Linked DNA regions of Mus musculus: region 1 is linked to region 2. The links are chromatin contacts, found by POLR2A ChIA-PET in ENCODE. All regions are on one chromosome and are shown on one strand. Each heading gives the region's core, a stretch centred on a gene start or an enhancer-like site at or near the end of the contact. The rest is flanking DNA. Distances are from core to core; before and after follow the strand shown.

Evidence for each region. ChIA-PET counts read pairs that join two places held with the same protein, here RNA polymerase II (POLR2A).
Region 1: POLR2A ChIA-PET joins it to region 2 with 60 read pairs in Patski. The contact joins the promoter of Ephb4 here to the promoter of Pop7 in region 2. POLR2A ChIA-PET finds 5 or more read pairs at or near these places in 3 of 5 experiments (Patski and embryonic stem cell).

Annotation. Positions count from the first base shown.
Region 1 is chr5:137,345,880-137,352,254 of GRCm38, forward strand. Ephb4 (Eph receptor B4) reads left to right here and starts at 4,230. Exons shown (of 17, transcript NM_010144.6): 1 at 4,230-4,770. The coding sequence starts at 4,719. It overlaps Gm52791 (a long non-coding RNA gene), which reads right to left and starts at 4,173. Exons shown (of 3, transcript XR_003955817.1): 1 at 3,200-4,173; 2 at 2,053-2,187; 3 at 1,721-1,959.
Region 2 is chr5:137,499,763-137,505,876 of GRCm38, forward strand. It overlaps Pop7 (processing of precursor 7, ribonuclease P family, (S. cerevisiae)), which reads right to left and starts at 2,667. Exons shown (of 2, transcript NM_028753.2): 1 at 2,517-2,667; 2 at 1,677-2,317. The coding sequence starts at 2,307. The coding sequence ends at 1,885.

The DNA of each region.
Region 1 (6,375 bases), core at 2,980-5,479, 150 kb before region 2:
CACACACACACACACACACACACACACACACACACACACACACACACTCACACTGAACCACCACCAAGAAAAATCCGTTTAAAGTGGCGGTATTCATTAACTAGGGCCAGGGAAGCAAGCAGATGTGTGAGAGGTGCTGTGGTTTATACCTCAGGGAACTTTGGACTCCATGGGGTTAAGTGAGCCAAGAGAGGAGTGGCTGGCTAGGCTTCAACGCGGGGACTTCACCACTTACCGTTTAAAGGAGGCACACGGCTAGTCTGTTCTCTGCTACTTCAAATGTACAGGAATGTTTCCCCCTGCTTTGTTCTTATCGATTTTGGGGTTTCGTTTTCATTGATTTTGGGGTGTGCATGTGTGTGCCTGTGGGTGTGTACTCACACGTGTGTATGAAGATCAAAGGACAACTTTGTGAGGATTCTCTCCTACGATGTAGTGGGTCCTGGGGCTCAAACTCAGGTCATCAAGGGCAAGCAAGCCCTTTTATCCCTTGAGCCATTTTGTCACCATCTTATTAAGTGTTTAATGTGTTTTGTTATGACATTTCCATAGGATACTTTTATGTTTATGTTCTCAGTTCTTATTCATGCCTCCTCTCCCACTCCACCCCTGCCCTCCCACTCCCACCCCTGCCCTCCCACTCCACCCCTGCCCTCCCTTATCTTTTTTTTTTTTTTTTTTTTTTTTTGAGACAAGATTTTTACTGTCAGTCCTAGAACTCACTAAGCAGGGCAAACTGGTCTCAAAAATCCCAGCGCTCTAGCTTCTGCTTCCTGAGTGCCTGGGATTACAGGCCCAGTTTACCCAGTTTACATATAGGAAAAGCCTTATCTCTCTGAGGGCTCAAAACAAACTGTCACAGTGTGAAAGGGACTTCTAGGCCAGGGTGGTGGCTCACTGGAGAGAGAGACGGAGACAGAGACAGAGGCAGAGAGAAATTGCTTAGCATGCCTGAAGCGGGTGGTGGGGGTGGGGGTGGGGGTGGTTGGGGTTTGGGGTGGTCAATCAGGAGCACCTCATAAGCCTGGTGGGATGGTACATGCCTTGCATTGAGGCCTTGGAGGCAGGGGGACCAACTGTTCAAGGTCATACTCAACTGTATAAAAAAAGGGGGGTGGCGTTTGTTTGGGCTAGAAGAAAGAAAGAAAAGACTCCTAATGTTATTTGTACTCAAGAAGACTATATATATATGTACAAGGATCTGGCCTGCCAGTGAGGGGGAGCATACAGAGGTGACTGTTAACACCCGCAGTGGGAAATCTGTGAAGGGCTTCAGAGTTTGTTTTGGTTTTAGATGATTTTTTTCTAGATGACTCAGTTTTGTCTTATGTGCATGAGTGTTTTGCCTGCTTGCATGTCTATGCACCACATGTGTGCCTGGTGCCCACAGAGGTCCAAAGAGGGCATTGGAGCCTCTGGAACTGGAGTTATGGATGCTTGGGCACCAGCTCGTGGGTGCTAGGAATCAAACCCACGATGTCCTCTGTGAAAGCAACAGGTACCCTTCACGGCCGAGCCATCTCTTCAGTGCCTTTCAAAGTTTTTGTAATCCTATTTTTTTTTTTTTTTAAAGATTTATTTACTTATTTATTATACGTAAGTACACTGTAGCTGTCTTCAGACACACCAGAAGAGGGCATCAGATCTCATTATGGGTGGTTGTGAGCCACCATGTGGTTGCTGGGATTTGAACTCCAGACCTTCGGAAGAGCAGTCGGGTGCTCTTACCCACTGAGCCATCTCACCAGCCCGTAATCCTATTTTTTATTTGCATATTTATTGCGTTAGGAGAGAGCCAGTGAAGGCCACAGTGTCCATGTGGAGGTCACAGATGACAGACAACTTCTGGAAATCGGTTTTCTCCTTCCACTATGTTTACCTTGAAATTCAAACTCAAGTTGTCCGCTTTGGCAGCTGGCACTTCTACCACAGAGCCACGTCCCAGTTCCTCCAAGTCCCCTAACACCGAGAAGAAGAAGAAAAACAAAAAGGTTTGAGATTTGGTTGGGTCTTTGGGACAAACACTGATTTTGGGCTAATGGGAGTTCTCACCTGCAGCAGAAGGCTAAGCAACTCAGTGCTGGCAGCAGGAGTTTCTGGTGGTCCGGGAGTGGAAGGAATGACCTCACACACACAGGATAAATGGAGGGTGCTTCCTGACCCGGGGAGTAAAGATCTCGGGCGTCACTTGCATGGAAAAGGGAAATCACGGGATTTTCACCAGTGCGCGCTCTCTCTCTCTCTCTCTCTCTCTCTCTCTCTCTCTCTGTGTGTGTGTGTGTGTGTGTGTGTGTGTGTGTGTGTGTGTGTGTGTGTAAGACTTGCAATGTAGTCCAGTCTGGTTCCACTTTCCTCCCAAGTTGTGGGAGTATGACCACACTGGATCTGTGTAGGAATGGGATGGAACTCAGGGCTTTCTGGGTGCTAGAGAAACTGTTTACCAAATTCTCTACTGATAGCAGCAGAGAGGCCAGCCCAGGAGTCATTCTTACTGATACACTGTCTTTGGGTTTTCGGAATAATCTGATGGGCTCTTTCATCTTTTCAGCTGGGTCTCATCAACCGAACCCTCCTCCACGCCTGCCTCTGTCATCCAGGCTGCTTGTCTCTCCTCTATTGAGGCGTTAATCGTCTCTGCATACTAATGAATTGCTTATCCCACTAAATGTGAAAATTTTTAAGCAATCAAAGGCTTGAAGTGGGCTGCTGATGGTGGCTCCTAGGGTGAGAACAAGCCACGACTCAGAAATTCAGGGGGACCCGGATGCAGAATGATAGCTGCAAAAAAGGGGGTGTCTGTGGATAAGAGAAGGGGAGCCTGAGTCTGCGTGGGGAAGGAGGAGGGGACTCCCAGATCTAGCCGGTCAGCCTGGCTCCAGCCAAGCCGGCTGTTTCCTGCCCTGGCTGACCCCCCACCCCGGAGCGGGACCCAGGCAGGGCTGTGAGGAAGGGCAGGGGGTGGGGAGCACTACTTGCGCCAGGAAGATAAGTGCACGGGGACAAAAGGCCATCACGGGTCTCCCGCGCCCGCTGGTGTGTGTGTGCGCGCAGGCGGACAAGAGGTCATCACCGGTCTCCCGCGCCCGCTGGGGTGTGTGTGTGCGCCCTTAGGGTATTTGGCAGACTCCCAGGTGCCCCAGACTCCTACCTCAGAGTTTCCAGACCCTGTACTAATTACCTTAAATTAAAGTCTCCTTACCGCAGCCCTTAAAGGACCGACTTCGGGAACAGCACCTCTCTCATCCAACCATCCCGTGCCCCACACTCACAGTGCCCTGATGTAGATAGGAGGCCGTCTTTCCTGGACCCTCCCCTCAAACTGATGGATGAGAGGGGGTGCTAGCAAATGAGAGGAAGGGCCCTCCCAGCCATCCCGAGGGCCCCCAGGAGCCAGACAGGAAACAGCCTCAGGAAAGAGCCACAACGGTCCCTACCCCCGCCTTGGAGGTCAAGGCTGCAGGCGGCGGGGAAGTGTCCCCCTCCTTTAAAAAAATGAAATGAGGTGTTACGGAGATCCCTCACCCTCTCTGACACGCCTGCCTTTTATTTACATTTTCTATACTTTGGGTTTCAAACCACTTTCTCCAGCGTTAGGCTGCGCGCTCAGTGGATCTCCAGGACTTAACGAGCACGCACTGATTGTGTGAGCGCTCTCTCCGGAGATAGACAAGCTGGGATTATTGCTTGAGGAACGGAGGTCTGTTGGGAAGCTCTCCATACCCAAATGCAAAGTTTTAACCTTCTCCTCCCAAATGCAATCCCCTGCTCCAACTAGGTGGCAGGGGGCGCATCCAGATGTGGAATCTCAGGTCCCGCTGCAAGGTCAAAGCAGGCTTTGTGTGGGGGCATTCACATTTACGCACACATCTGTGAGGCCTGGTAGGTTCAGGTCAGTCCTGAGGATTCCTGGGCTACTGCCCCAACATGCACAATCAGGGGTAGTAGGCATGGGACACCCAGCACCCCTGGACAGTCCCTAAGTTCCACACATGCCGCCCCTCCCCCTCTTGCAAACTTTCTCCTAACTTCCCGACAGGCTCAGTTCGGGCGGCCCCCCCTCTCATGAATTATTCAGCAGCATAGGAGCCAATCAGCTCCCCGTGCACCCCCCCCTCCCAGAGAAACCCGGGCTCCAGGGTGTTGGGAGATGGGGCGGGGGGAAACTCTGACATGGGACTGTCTCCGCCTCCTATGCGCCCCTCCCTCCTAGGCCAGGCGCCGCCCGACTCAGTCTCGACTCGGCCCAGCCCTGGCCCAGCCTGTTTCCCTCCCTCCTGCTCGGTTCCCACTTTGGTTTCCACCTTCCTTGACCGCGACCGGCGCACTAACCCCGGCGGCGCGACATCCACCAACCACTCCAGGGAGCGAGAGAGACCGCGAGCAATCGGCCCACCCCAGCCAGCCAGGGCGGGACCCCCGAAGCCCCGAAGGGACCCCTAACTCTCAGCCACGTCCCGATCTCCGCCCGCCCAGCGACGGCCACTGCCAGGACGTCCCCCCTCAAGGCTGGCCTCCCCGCGCGCGCGCGCTGCGGCGGGGACGTGGGGGCCGCACCTGAGCGCGGGTGCCTGGCGCGCCCGCATGGGCCATCGTTGAGAGGCCCTCGACGGAAAGTCCCAGCAGCAGAGTCGGTGTGCACCCGCCCAGGGGAGGGTCAGACCTGGGGGGGCCAGGGCCCCCCAAACTCGGATCGCATTCAGCCAAAGTGAGGCGGCGCCATGGAGCTCCGAGCGCTGCTGTGCTGGGCTTCCCTCGCCACTGCTTTAGAAGGTGAGTTTTCTTGGGGTGCCCCCTGTTCTTGGGGTCCCCCAAAGTTGTGCCTCAGAGTGCAAAAGCTGGTCTCTCCCTATCCCAACTCCGGTACCCCTTAAACACTTCGGACCAATAGCACTAGAACGGGAGGGGGCGGGGAGGAGGCGGCCTGGCGGGGAGTGGGGTTTTTCTTTTGTTTGGGAAAGAGATGGAGTCGAGAGCTCAGACCCGGGACCTTCCCTTACCCAGCCTTCTAAATTCTCAGTCCTGATGCCAAAGGCCCATGACAGCCTTCCTTTTCCTGTCCACCCTAATGTTCAAAACTATCCCCCAAAGTTTTTATCCTCTCTCCACCTCTGGCTAAACTCCAGGGGAAAGTTCCTGAAGGGGCACTTGCAGGCGAGGCAGACCCCAGCTAGGCCGTAAAGCGACCCCCACCTCTGGTTCCCTAGCGTTCATTCACACCTGGACTCCACACCCCAGTCAGGATGGCCCCATCTGCAGCCCCACTCTCCAACTCCCAAATGGCTGGCCAGGCTACTGACCTCGTGCAGACTCTTTTCTTGTTTTTCTCAAGGCTGTACCCCAACCTTTTACATGCCATTTAGACCTCAACTTTTCCCAAGGCTGAGGCTTTCTTCCAGCCATGCAAGCCCGCAGAAACTGCCTAACACCGGCCTGTGTCGCCCTAATTCACCCCAGCTGGCCGCCTCCTAGCCCGCCTCAGATTTCTGGTTTTTTTTTTTTTTTTCCTTCTGTATTCCTCTCCAAATGCCTCTTCAGATCTGTGAGCCCCTAACTCCACAGTCCCTCTTGGGGCTGCACAGGACTCATAACCCCCTTTCCTGCCTCCCTAATCTCTTTTCAATGAATTTGGCTCCCCCACAACCTCCCTTGCTGCTTAGAATCAAAGGAGAATCTGGGGAGTGGGACACAAGAGTGGGGGAGATCTCTCCCTGAAGCGATGGAATCAAAGGAGCTCCCTCTAGGCTGGGCAGTGCTGTTCTGGGCTGATCAAAGTGTGGGAATGGGGTGAGGACAGACTTTGGGCTCCTGGAGAGGAGGAAGTCAAATGGGCAGAGCACCCATGAAGTGTGTCTGGAGGGAAAGACGGGCCAATAGGAAATGCCCCTTCTCGCCTGCGCTACCTGAATGATTCTCAAGCCCCTGCCTTCACCTGTGCCAACTGCGATTATTTTACTGTTATTTTGCCCAGCAAAAAAGGAGAGTTCTTGTTTCCTTAACAGGTGACAAACTAAAGCTTTAGAAATGTTAATTAGTTTATCCAAGGCCTCAGGCCCTAAAGGAGGTGTAAACTGGGAGATGTGGTGGTGGGGGGGGGAGGGGACGACGACCTAGAAATGGAGCCCTGGAGGGAAGGAGGTGAGAGGTGGGTCTGGGAACTGGGGGACTGAAGTGAGCTGGAGGCAAACTGGCGTGTTGTGGATGCAGGGAAAGTGAGTCTGGGCTCAGCTCAACAGGCTGAAGAGCAGCCTGTTGCACAGACAGTGTGTAAATTGGAGACAGGAAAACGCTATCCAGGCTGGAACAATGGAGGGTGGGGACGGCGGCCTCTATCCACCCCCTTCCCAGAACCGTGGGCATCCTGTCCCCAACGTGTTC
Region 2 (6,114 bases), core at 1,417-3,916:
GATTTTGTTTGCAAGTATATCTGTGCATGGTGGGCATGCCCATGCCCAGGGAGGGCAGAAGAGGGTGTTGAATCCCCTGTCACTGGAGGAGCCAGGAGGGTTCTGGGAATTGAACCAGAGTCGTCTGGAAAAGCAGCTGGTGTTTTTGACCACTGAACCCATCTCTCCAGTCCCTCCTTTATGTACCTTCTATTCAGTTTATTAGTCCTTTAATTAAGGATTTATGTCCTGGTGATCTGGGGCGATCTTTGTAATTCTAGGCACAATCTCCTGTCAGATGTGTGGGTGGCAAAGGTTTTCTCCAAGACCGTAAGCATCTCTTCACTCTGCAGGTTTGCTTTTGAAACAAGAGTAGCCCAGGCTGGTCTCAAACCCACCCTCCTGCTTCAGCTTAAGCGTCAAGATAATATATGCATGTGATCACACCCAGGTCAGTTGGCTTTTCAGAAACAAGCCTGTGAGCCACTGTGTAGCTCCTAAAGCCAATCAACACGTCTCAGGAGAAAGCTTTCAGACGTTGGTTCTCTCCCATTACGTGGGCTCTGGGGATTAAACTCAGGCGGTCAGGCTTGCCTTTACCCCTGGAGCCATCTTGGTAGCCCCTCCAATTTCTCTTCGGTATTTAGTTTGGGCCCCGAGCCCATGGATGGAATGCTGCCATCCACATAAAGAGCAGGTTCTCCCTACCTCAGCTAAACACATGCCCAGAGGAGTGTCTACTGGGTGATTTTACATCTAAGCAAGCTGGCAAGAAAGATTAAACAGCTGAACTAGGTTGATCTCAGACTCTAGACTACCGATGCCCAGCAACACATGAGCTCTTCGGGAACAGGAATCAAGTGTAACAGTCAAAACTGTCAGTTCAAGAGCTAGGGGCTTAGCCGTAGAAGGGCTACTTAGAATCCACCACTGAAGAGCTGGGGGCGTGGCTCAGCAACAGTAGACTTACTTTGGGTAAAAAGGCCCTAGGTTTGACTACCAGCAAACAAACCGTCAGTTTTGCATGTGTATGTGTGAGTACCAGTACATGTGCTACAGTTTACGTGTAAGTCACCTTCCACTTCGAGCCAGGGTTTCTTGCTGCTGATGTTTATGCCGGAGCAGCTAGCCCACAAGCTAGCGAGGATTCGCCCATCTCTGATACCTATCTCACTGTAGAAGCATGGGAATTGGATTCAAGAGCTGCAATGCTCCGCAGAAAAATGAGTTCTGCTGATTCAAATATTCATGATTATTTGACAAGTGCCTTGCCTATTGAGCCATCTCCCCATCCCTCCCCCGTCATAATTCTTGTGGTTACTAGGAATTGAACCTCTGGCCTAATCCTATGCTAGGCAACTAGGTAACACTCACTAGTCACGATTCCTTTGCTGAGTTATATCCACAAAGAACTTCCCTCACCTTTAAACCTTCTCTTTTCCCAAGCCTGGGAACCATGAGAGCCGGATACATCCCAGCTGTAGCTAGCTCAGTCGATGAGTCTACTCTCTCATCTTCCTGAGAGCACACTGTAACAATTAAGCTTCCGTGTTACACTCAACAAATTTGATTCCCGTCATACTGTGGTTCAATGTGAGATGCCTTACTGTGGCCTATATACTTGCTCTTTCCTACCATTTTCCTATTCAAGTACACACAGAATTACACTAGGAAAAAGAGGCCATTCGAAGCCCGGCACCAACACAACTTAATAATTTATTATACAGGACAAGGAAGATTCACTTCTCGGGCTCTCCATTCTCAGTCCTCTAGGCTGAAGTAACAAGGTAACAAGAGGCTCAGGACAGAACTCAGAACAAGAGCCACTATGAAGCACTAGAAACCTCGGCCACATGGATGTGTGTGCTCAGAAGCCTTGGTGGGTCCAAGTCAGCCTCCCTTCAGTTACTTGGGCGTGACCCTGAAGACTCGGATGTGGATGGCTGAGTTGTTCCTGACCCTCGTCAGGGGCTCCCGAGAGTCAGTCTCTGGCTCCAACTCGTCCACCAGCTCCACGGTGGAGGTATTGGCGGCCACCTGTAGGGACCCAAAGCTGCCCGCCTGCAGCTGCAGGGCGATGTTGATGGCCCGGTTGATGGCCAGGCCCAAGCCATGAATGTAGATTTCAGTGCATGCGTTCTGCCCCCTAGTGCCTCCGTCCAGGAGCTTTTGGCAGCGAGCTAGCTGGGCCTTAAAGTCAGTCTTCATGTTGACATAAATGTCGTTGGGCCTCCGGGGCAAGCGGTGGGGAAGTCGCTTCCGAAGGGTGTACTCCACAGGGTCCAGCTCAGCCTCGATGGCACAGCGGGGTTCTCTGTTTTCTGCCATGCTCTGAGTCCTGGCATGGAGAAGGAACAAGATTCAGGGAGGTCAGGAGAATCCTTTCTTGCCCGGCTTTCTAAGGGTGCAACCAGAAGGGGGCGCCCTCAACACCCTCTTCCTTCCCAGTGTCTCAAGCCCTTCCACTTCCGCTTTCTCCACTCCCAGTTTTAATTCATTCATCACGTGGTTCCCATTCCCGGCGTGTCCACGCCTACCTTCTTCCTTCCTCAGTGCCCTTCACTCGCGTGAGCCTCGCCGACCGATCCAAGTGGACGTCGCTGGCCTCGATATGCAGAAGAAGAACGGAGAAGGGATCGGAAGAGGAACGCCGGGCAGGCTCGCCAGCAAGGGCTACGCACTGCGCACGCGCGTCCCCGCTCCAAGCCGGAACCGATAAGCTTATGGCCTTCTAGGCTTCCGTACTCTCCGCCTCCTTTCCTCGTGCGCGTGCGCAAGGCGATTTAAGGCTCGCGAGACTTGAGGGTTCGCAGGGTTCTAGTGAGCGCTTCGAAGGGCGGGACTAGCTAGCAGAGGCGGGGCTAATTGACAGAGGCGGGCCCAAGAGGGGCGTGGCGTGGATCGCCCAGTTCTCCCCTCCCCGGGCAGGGCGGGACTCGAGGATCGAGGCGGGAAGCAGGGCTGGAAAAGGGGGTTCGGGCAGCGACCCCGGGTCAGCATTGGAGCTGGGATCGCAGGGGCCGGAAGCCTGTAGTCCACGTCCATCCCACTTCTGAGCAGTGGAGTTGACAGCTGACCTCCCGCCCGACGTCCTGACAGCCCCGGAAGCCGAGAAATCGAAGGGATCGTGTCCACCATGATGGACTCCTCCCTCTGCGAGGGACCCACATGAGGTGCCAAGTGTTGGCAGCTTCCCGCCACACCTCTTAACTGTCCCGCCGCACTCGAGCTGCTTCCCGCGACCGGCAAGCCATGACCGGCCGCTCCCTGGCGGAAGGGACAGGAACTGCAGTGCTTGGGTTCCTAGCCCCTGAAAGTTAGTGGGAATCTGGATCTCTGCCCGCAATGGTAAAGCATTTGGACCGTTCCCTGCAGAAAGGCGTGAAGCCTGCTTTGGGGCTTCGTCCTAGATACATCTCCAGGCCACTTACCTAGGCTGAATCTGACTGAAGGCTGGAAAGGGAAGTGTGCACTCTGCTATATAGCCAACCTTGAACTTCTGATCCCCCTGCCTCCACCTTGTGAGTGCCAGGGTTATAACCGCAGGGACTCACTCAACTGAGATACATCCCTAACTTCTAGGATTTAGGTTAAAATGGAAGGTTTGACATGCTAGACCTCAGTTTACTCCGAGCTGATCTATATATTTAATGAACATTTAGAGGAGTCTCAGGAAGAGTTGCACATATAAACCAAAAAATCTTTTTTTGGGGGGTGGGGGTGGGGATAGGGTTTAACGATGTAGCTCAGGCTAGCCTAGAACTCATGCTCCTGCCTTGGCCTCCCCAGCGCTAATGTTTTAGGTGTGCACGACTGCACCATTTTAATAAACTTATCCTAAAACTTATGGCAAATAAATAGACTGAATAAAATGATTTTGTAACGTTGTTGGACTCAACTGTCTTAGCAATTACGAGCACTTTCTGCTCTTCAAGATGACTCTCTTGAAGAGGACTCGAGTTTGTTCCCGGTACCCATGTTGAATGTTAAGTCCAGCTTCAGGAGACCTGACACCCTCCTCTGGCCTGTGTGTGTGCCCAGACACACACAGGCACATATATAAAAATTTAAAAATATATATTTACTTTTAAAGCTATGGCTATTGTGTGTATGCAGTGCAGGGACCATACACGTTGTGAAGTCGATTCCTCAACCTTTATATTGGTTCTGAGGAGCAAAGGCTCACACAGCAAGGACTTCACAGCTCACACACTGATCCATCTTGCCAGCCCCTTAAGACTTACCATGCAAATACGGTCATTAAGAAAAGTGTGCTGTTGGCAGGTGTATATATACAAAAATCAATAAAATAGAGAACTCAGAAACACTCAAGTACACCAAGCCATTGGAGAAAGGGCCTCACAGCCAGGCTGGCATCAAACTCAGTGAGCGTGCCCTTGAAGGTTGGCTCAACTGCCTCCCGCTGCCAAGTGTGGGAATTACAGGTGTGGGCCAGCATAGCTGATTCATGCAGTGTACTTGCTACCATTTGAGTTATAGCTCCGGCCAACTCATTGTCTTGACAGAAATGCAAACATAGCACAATGCAAAAGGACTGTGTATCGAGTGCTTCTGAAACAGACCCGAGGGTGGGGGAGGGCCTTAAGACCATAGCGTGGCCAGTGGCTCTGAATATGAAACTGTTAACTATAAAACAAATGGAGAAAATGTAAGGGGATTCTTCAAGAGGCTAGTCAGGCAACCAGTCCAGAGACAGGGTCGAGGTGGGGTGGGGAAGACAGATAAGCTGTTGTTCATCAAAATTTCAAGGGTGGAGGGTCTAAGGTAAGGCTACCCACTGTGAAACCCAAGAACCTGAGGTGGGGCCCTGGGACCCACCATAATAGAAGAAAAAAGTCCACTCCCAAAAGCTTTCCTATGAGTGTATGTCCATGCTCATATACTCCCCAAACACACTCAAAATAAATAAATTTAAAAATAAAATTTAGAAACCTTTAAAGCTGGGCACGATGACTCACCCTGTAATACAAGCACTTAGGAGACTGCGGCAGGAGGATTGTCATGGCCTCGAGGCCAGGTTAAGCTAGAGCGCTCCAGACTGCAATGTGAGACCCTGTCTCAAAAAGAAAACTTTTATGAACAACCAAAATAATATGAAAACAGGATGCACAAAGCTGGGTGTGGTGGTGCACGCTTGGTCCAGGCATGCAGGAGGTAGAGGGCAGGAGGCCTAGTCCCATCCTGGGCTATATAGCAAGTCTGAGGCCAGCTTAGGTCTGAGACCTGTCTATAGAGAGAAGGGCTGGAGAGATGACTCAGCGGGTGAAGTGCATTCTATCCAAGCCTAATGACCTGAGCCTGATGAACCGCAGGACCTACGTAAAGACGGGAGAGACCCGACACCACAGTAGTACTCTGACCTCCAAATGGTGATGTGGCTGGCACAGATATGCTCTCGCCCAACATACACCATTCACACGTGCACATATGATAATAATAGTAATAATGATAATAACACAAATTATAAAGGAGGAGATGGTAAAAGAAGCATGGTATGGGAGAATATATTTTCTTTTCATCATATATTTAATAAAAGATTTGTATCTAGACTATGTAAAAACTGGGAACTGAAGAGTTTACCCAAGTGGCATGGTGCCTGCAAAACCCAGATCTCTGCAGTTTGAAGGCTTAGGTAACAGGAACATGTTTCATAAAAGCAAACACACACACACATCCCAATGAGCAAAGACAGGAAATAAACAACCCTGCTAGTGGCAGTGATGCACACCTGTAATGCCAGCACACCAGAGGCAGAGGCAGGCAGGTCTCTGAGTTCCAGCCTGGTCTACAGAGTGAGTTTCAGGACAGGCAGGGCTACACAGAGAAACCCTGTCCAGAAAAAGAAAGAAAAGAATAGAAGAAAGGAAGGAAGGAAGAGAGGAAGGAAGGGAGGGAGGGAGGGAGGAAAGGAGGGAGGGAGGGAGGGAGGGAGGGAGGGAGGGAGGGAGGGAGGGAGGGAGGGAGAGAGGGAGGGAGGGAGGGAGGAAAGAAAGAAGAAACAAGAAACAACTCAATTACGAAATGGACAGACGTCCTGGACATTTCAGCATGGTCAAAGGATAAGTACCTCACAAAATGTTCAATATGATTAGCTATTAGGGAAATGCACATATA